3 separate regions of the Mus musculus genome follow, and regions 2 and 3 are each linked to region 1. The links are chromatin loops, found by intact Hi-C in ENCODE. Cell type or tissue: heart. All regions are shown on one strand.

Evidence for each region. A loop is a pair of places that touch in the nucleus more often than their neighbours do. Peaks named below come from ENCODE experiments on the same cell type or tissue, not always from the same donor. Only the 100,000 strongest peaks of a DNase experiment are listed, where the experiment ranks them.
Region 2: a loop joins it to region 1, with 10 times the contacts of the local background. A loop is called at or near these places in 5 of 42 quality-filtered maps.
Region 3: a loop joins it to region 1, with 6 times the contacts of the local background. A loop is called at or near these places in 4 of 42 quality-filtered maps.

Annotation. Positions count from the first base shown.
Region 1 is chr12:37,013,236-37,015,735 of GRCm38, forward strand. No RefSeq gene overlaps it. Among named protein-coding and RNA genes, the nearest start is that of Gm29007, 92 kb to the right of the region's middle. In heart, no CTCF peak of the experiment used is centred here; DNase peaks (open chromatin) are centred at 1,376, 1,896 and 2,436.
Region 2 is chr12:36,945,192-36,947,691 of GRCm38, forward strand. No RefSeq gene overlaps it. Among named protein-coding and RNA genes, the nearest start is that of Gm40394, 63 kb to the left of the region's middle. In heart, no CTCF peak of the experiment used is centred here; a DNase peak (open chromatin) is centred at 970.
Region 3 is chr12:36,779,945-36,782,444 of GRCm38, forward strand. No RefSeq gene overlaps it. Among named protein-coding and RNA genes, the nearest start is that of Mir5099, 35 kb to the right of the region's middle. In heart, no CTCF peak of the experiment used is centred here; a DNase peak (open chromatin) is centred at 1,017.

The DNA.
Region 1 (2,500 bases):
ATGTCACGTTTTATTTCTCATTGAAGGTTCTTTTTTTTTTTTTTTTTAGATTACTTTGAATTCTTCTTCAGGAAGTTTGTATGTCCCCATTTATTTAGGTTAAACTTTTTGAAATTCATTTGTTCTATTTGTGGTGTTGTCTTTGCCTGATTTAAGATCCCTGTGACCTTGCAGTGGTGCTCCTGAACTTCCAGTACACACATCTCCCTTTGTATATTTTTGGCAGGGAAAGCTCAGCACACCTAAGCCTACCCAGAAGTTGCTGCTGGATTCCTTAGATGGCTATTCTGATGCCATGTCAGAGAATGTGTGGGATAGAACTTGATGTCACAGAGGAGAACACGCTGACTCTGCATGGAAGACCAGATCTGGGTCCACACGGATGAGCTTAAATCTTCACTGGGTGATCTTGGTGCTGGAGCCTGAAGGCTAATCCGGATCCTTAGATGGCTATTCTGATGCTATTCGGTGCATCTTCTCTCACAGAGGTTAGACTACGCAGTCTTTTGCTGTATATGTGTCGGGGACCTCATATCAGCTGGTGTATGCTGCCTGGTTGGTGGTTCAGTGTCTGAGAGATCTCTCGGGGGTCCAGGTTAATTGAGATTGCAGGTCTTCCCATGGGGCCGCTCTCCTCCTCAGTTTCTTTAACCATTTCCCCAATTCAAACACAGAGGTCCCCAGTTTCTGTCCATTGGTTGCATGCTAGTATCTGACACATCTAATTTAAAGTGAAAAAGACCTAGATTTGATCCAACAACATTTTATATATTCAAGATATATAAGCTTTACTATAATAGGAAATTCAGCTGTTGACTTTCTTGTGATCTTGTTAGAGATCTATATATTGATAGGATTTTGAAACCTAACAGTTAAGTGTTATAAAAAAGAGGAGAATGAGAAAGGTCTAGCAAACTTCTAACATTTAACATTCAATTGGGCAGATCTATTACTTGTTCCCAGTTGCTCTAATGAAGGGAACAGTACCATGGGTTAGCAAAACACACATATTTAAATAACTAAGTAATATTTTTTTTGATATCTGGAATCTTGTGATAAAATGACAAGATTGTACCTCTTCAGGTCTTTCAGTGAATGCGCATCGACGGAGTGTTACTCTCAAGTTAGCTTCATAGCTGAAATAATTTCTGACATGTGCAAACTGAGATTAGCTCTGCCTTCTCCCCCAATTTGAACATAATAATTAGAAAGGCACATGTACTAGCTTCCAGTTTATACAAGTTCATTTAGTGAAATCCCTTGAGCTCCTCCAATGAGAAAACAAGTTTTTGAGTTAATATCCTTCAATTGTTAAAAACTTGCGTCACTGCGAGAGCACAGTGAGGCGTGAAGGTCCCAGCACACTGGCAGCTGATTGTAAGGGGATGTGATTGTTCCACATTTAGACTGGAAAGGGTTAGGAACTCCACTTCCCAAAGTGCTTAATGAATGAAAGGAAAATTGGACCCCTGAGCCAGAGTCAATGACCTAAGAGAGTGAAAATGTTCACAGGTTAACAAGGGCTGTGGTTCCTTGCCGTGATTCTCAGCAGAGGAGGATGGCAAAGGGGCCAATCATATTCTGCCACTATATCCAAAAACCCATTTTCTGCCTAAAGACAATGCCTTAGTGGAGTACTGGAAGCCCCTGGTACTGATGGTCTTAAACTCCATGGCTGCTCCCTTGTGCTACTGATTCATTGATTTAAATGTATACTCTGCTTTAATAGTCCAATCTGATTTTTTTTTTTTTTACTTTTTAGTTTTCTTTTATTCTTTAATCCTTTTTTACAGTCCAGACATCATCCCTCTCCCAGTCTGCGCGCCCCCTGCGACTGCTCCCCATCCCATACCTCCTCCCCTGTCTCCAAGAGATTGGCACCAACCCAATCCCACCCACCACACCTCCCTACTCCTTGGGGTCTCAAGTCTCTTGAGGGTTCGGTGCATCTTCTCTCACAGAGGTTAGACTACGCAGTCTTTTGCTGTATATGTGTCGGGGACCTCATATCAGCTGGTGTATGCTGCCTGGTTGGTGGTTCAGTGTCTGTGAGATCTCTCGGGGGTCCAGGTTAATTGAGATTGCAGGTCTTCCCATGAGGCCACTCTCCTCCTTAGCTTCTTTAACCATTTCCCCAATTCAAACACAGAGGTCCCCAGTTTCTGTCCATTGGTTGGATGCTAGTATCTGACACATATAATTTAAAATGAAAAAAAATAGATTATTATTCAATAACATTTTACATATTCAAGATATATAAGCTTTACTACAATAGGAAATTCAGCAGCTGACTTTCTTGCGATCTTGTTAGAGATGCATGAAGTGCAAGTGGTTATGGCTAGTTTCTCCCCCACTTCAACCTTTTTTTTTTTAAGTATGTGTTTCACTTGAATTGGAGGGAGTTTACATAGCCAACTCTGGCCACCACCCTGATGCCTGATGATGTTTACAGATATAAAATGTCCGATTGGCTGTTATGAGTCATTCTTAGTGAGGAATC
Region 2 (2,500 bases), 68 kb before region 1:
ATTTCAAATGTTATCCCAAAAGTCCCTTGTACCCTCCCCCCACCCTGCTCCCCTACCCACCCACTCCTGCTTCTTGGCCCTGGCTTTCCCCTGTACTGGGGCATATAAAGTTTGCAAGACCTAGGGGCCTCTCTTCCCAATGATGGCTGACTAGGCCACCTTCTGCTACATATGCAGCTAGAGACACAAGCGCTGGGGATACTGGTTAGTTCATATTGTTGTTCCTCCTATAGGGTTACAGACCCCTTCAGCTTTGGGTACTTTCTCTTGCTCATCCACTGGGCACCCTGTGTTCCATCCTATAGATGACTGTGATTATCCACTTCTGTATTTGCCAGTCACTGGCATAGCCTCACAAGAGACAGCTATATCAGGTCCTTTCCGCAAAATCTTGCTGGGAGAAATTCTTGCACTGCTGTTCATGAATATTTAACAATGAAGATTCACCTTCTTTGCTTTTGTGTACTTTTTCATAGACAAAACACTGGATCAGTGGTTCTCAGCCTGTGGGTTGAGACCCCTTGGGGGTGGGGCAAACGACCCTTTTATGGAAATCACCTAAGACAAGAAACATAGACATTTACATTATAATTCACAACAGTAGCAAAATTAGTTATGAACTAGCTACAAAAATAATTTTAGGGCTGGGGGTTACCACAACACAACGAACTGCATTAAAGGGTCGCAGCATTAGGAACGTTGAGAAGCACTGAGCTAGATATTTTTGAATCTTAGGAGTTTTCAAAAGCAGACTCTCAAAGAAGAAATTGAATGAAAAAAAATAGGAACCCCTAATAGTAACAATATTTTATTCAAAAAAACACAATAGTTATTTTCAAAGGGAAATAACAGATAAACCTTGTTTACATAAGAGTAATTCAGCATTACTTGGCCACACTCATGTTTGTTGATAAAGCTGACATGAACTTTCACTTCCATGTACTTTGAAGCCTGGGTCTGGCCAGATTCCAAGGGTGGAGTGAAGGAGAATTCAGCCAGCAGCTGGTCCTGATTGTATTCAGGGTCCTGTGCTCAACACAGAGGCATGTTTCCTTCCTTACAAAGATTTCTCAGGGAAAGCCAGGCCTCATTCCTACTGTTTGGAGCATCTTTTGTAGGTTTTTTTCTTCTTTTTCTTTTTTCCTTTTGTCCTCGTTTCTAATGGTCAGTCAGGATGAACAAGAACTCAATTTAAATATCTTATAGTCACCATATTACTAGCATACACCTCTGTGAAAATGATCTGGTATCAATCAATACACTTAACTAGGCAGAGTCTCTCTCATCTACAGTCTCCATATAGCTGCCTTTGGAAACAATTGGTTTGGTAGAATTGGTTCTTGTTATACATCAGAGAGGTCTTATGCTTATGCAAATATCTGAGCAAGGTTAGATTACCAACAGAGAGCCTGCTAAGGAATTCTTTTTATACTTTACATGTACTCTGCTAATCTTTATATATTTACTATTGATCTCTAACAACAAAGAACAAATATATCTATCCTCAGAGTCCTACAGGCCAGTAGCTCCTTACTAATTGTTCTATGTCATCTCATAAGCACTTTAGATGATATCAGAAAAACAGGAGATGGATAAGTGAGAATAGAAAGCATTAATTAACTTCATCTCCTTTCGATAGAAATTTTCATGCCAAGGTTAATGTATACTGATCCTAAAATCTGTATCAGGATAATGTCATGAAAATATGCTAAGTAGAACTTGAAATTTTTAAGGAATATCCCTTGGTGTTTTTTCTTCTCTGTTAAAAATAGGGAAGACATGTACTTTAGAATGTTAACTAATTTATTATGTGTATATATGTGTTTTATTTGCATGTATGTCTATAAGCCACATGCAGGCCTAGTGCCTAGTGCTTAGGGACATGGATACTCTGGAACTGACCTTAGAAACAGTTCTAAGTTTCCACACTGGTGCAATGAGTTGAATCTTGGTCCTCCAGAAGAGCTGTCAGTACTTTATCACTGAGCGACCTCTCTAGCTCCAAATTTTGAATTTTAAAACATACGAGGTTGCTGGTTCACAGAAATTAAAAACAATCGATGACATTAAATTGTGTCAAGTGAAACCATTATATTCTTAGTCAACAAGATGGTTCAACAGTCTCTGAGCTTGTTGGAAATTTAGAGCATCAGACTTTTGAGCATCATAATGTGCCTTTCAATAGGAGTCTTCTTGGAAAATTGCATGCATATTTAAGTTTAGAAAGACTCAACATGTAGTTTTAGTTATTGGCAAACATAATGATTTTACTGTTTTGTGATCCAATATTATATTTCAGAATGAAATGAATATTATGTTATAGAAGTGACAAGAGACCTTTCCTCTAGACACATGCAGTAGGTCATCTGAGCAGAAATCTTCCCAAGATGATCCCCACATCATCGTTTCAGGCATCAATTATTTTATCAAGACCTGCTTTCACTTCCTAATGTATGTCCTATCTTTTTACACATGCTTTTGTCTTTTGTCCTATGCAAAA
Region 3 (2,500 bases), 230 kb before region 1:
CTTTTCCAAATAAGATATTCCCAGTCAATTCACTTAAAAGTAAAAACACTGCCATCACTTGGTTTTGCTTCTTTCTTTCTTTCTTTCTTTCTTTCTTTCTTTCTTTCTTTCTTTCTTTCTTTCTTTTTTTCCTTCTTTCTTTGTTACTGTTTTTGGTTTGTTAGTTTGTTTCCATAGGTCCAACTTCCCAGAGGCAGGGGAAGGCTTGTATCCACAGTGAATACTTCATGAACATTTTAAAATTATTAGACTGTACAGTGTTTTGCTTGCAGAAAGTAATTGTTTGCTTTTCCCTGCTAATCGGCAATGCAAAGCTCCAAATTATATTTAACACCAAAATAAGGAACACAGATTTTTTTTTCCATTTCATGAATTTTTCAAAGTTAACAAGAATTGAAAGTGGTTGTATATCAGAAACAGGTGTGTTTCATCTGTGTAGTAAAACCCTGGGTTTCAAAGAATGGAAAATTTTGGTTGGCCATAGCAAAAGGAACTATTGAATGAATAACAGAGACATGGCTCTATTATTCTATATTCTGTGCCACATGATAGGAAAATAGGAAAATGCTCATTGAAATGCTGTTAGGGTACCTTTGATCACATTTAATTAACTGAAATGTAAAATACACATTTACTTAATGTCTTCTGTCCCAACCACAATTGGGATTTTTTTTCCAAGTATAAGAGCCAGAAAATGATAAGGTGTACCGGCCTCGTACTCCGAAACCCCAGGAAGAATTTTATACTCCTTAAATAAAACAATATAAACGATAATTGACTTTTTTTTTTTTTTTTTACTAAAAAGAAATTTAAGAACCTTTCGTTCTGTGGAAATTGTTCTGTGATGCTTTGGTTTTATTCATTGTTTTCATCTTCTTTTTACTATCACTACTCTGAAGCATTTTAGAGATTTAAATAGAACAAGAAATCCTAGGAAAACTGAAGAGCAATCATACATAACACATTTCCTTTGGATTTTCGTAATTCTTATCACACATGTGTTTTCTGGCACCACGCGCGTGCATCACAATAACTTCCCTGGGACAAACATTGTTTTTCTTATCCTGGTCTCATACTCCCGTACACCATCTTCTTCCTCAGGAACAATGGTAGAGTTAAAATAGACAGCTTTTACACTGAAAAAGTCAGTGAACTGCAGTCACTGAAACCCAATGTCAGTTCTCGGGGTCTGTTTATTTTAGAATTCAGAGAGAGAGAGAGAGAGAGACACTGTCATCTTCATGTGGCACAGTGTCTTTCTGCAAAGAGCTGTAGATACGGTTTTCAGCACCTCTAGTACAAGGAGAAAGATGATTTATTTAAAAAGTACACTGTTCATTTTTTCTTTTAAAGCAGGGGATTGGCAAAGATGCCCCGGGTCTTTGAGCTAGTCACTTTTGTCTCTGTTGCCTAACCTAGCCAGCCTCCCTGAGATGTATATGAAAAAGAAGCTCTGATCTGCCAACCTCTGTGATGAATGATTTGGGAATGGTCCAAGTAGTAAGAAAGGGATTTAGTCTGGTTTTCTTGACTGTAGCCCCATTTATTTATGAGAAGCTTGTGAGAAGATTTGCAGGGGAAGAGAAAAAAAACCCACTCATAATGTGGCTTTTCATTCAGAATTGTATTTAGGAATAACCATGGCCACCACTGCATTGGTGTTGGTGGTGAAATGGTGAGGATTGCTGTTTCCCATGTGGCAAAAACAAACAAACAAACAAGCAAACAAACAAACAAACACAGTGAATCTCAAATGTCTGTGGTCTCATGGGTTCTGTTTAAATTCCTATTATTACCCTTTGCTTAGGGGCATTATCATTAAGTTTCATGTATCTTCTATTCTGTTTTTTCCGTTTGTGGTAGTGTGTAACTGTTGTTAACGCATACAGTTTCTGTTATCCTTAGAAGGACCTTCAGGAGTATATGTTGAATATTTGCCCATTTGATAAGTGATGGAATGAAGGCTTCCTCTTGACAATTTTTCTTGATAAAATGAGGAAAAGAGATCCCAAACTCAAACTTAGATATACTTGACTCCAGACTTAAAGTTAGTTGCTATGTCTCCCTGTGCCCTACATATGGGGTAGAAATTGAGTGCTATTTATTCCTAAATATAGGGTAGGTAGATATGCAGCCATTCATATTCTAAACTATAATGTACTTCCTGGTCAATATCATTCACTTTAAAACCATTTCTACCTCCTTCATTTGAAGTAAAAGTCATCTAGGTAGGAAGTCATTCTCTTCTGTATTAAGTAGCTTTGATGACGACTTAACCATGATATCAAACAGAATTTCAAGTTATTAAAATGCTCTATGAATTATTTAATTCTCTATGAAGAGTGGCAGTGACATTCCTTGCCTCGTTAGTTTTTAGCTTTTAAACTTTTAGTTCTCAGGAGCAATACTGTGAAGGTTCATCAGTTTTGTGCCAACATTGTATTACCTCACTTAGCATATATTCAGGAACCTTTGAATGTCCCTACAGCGAATACTCACA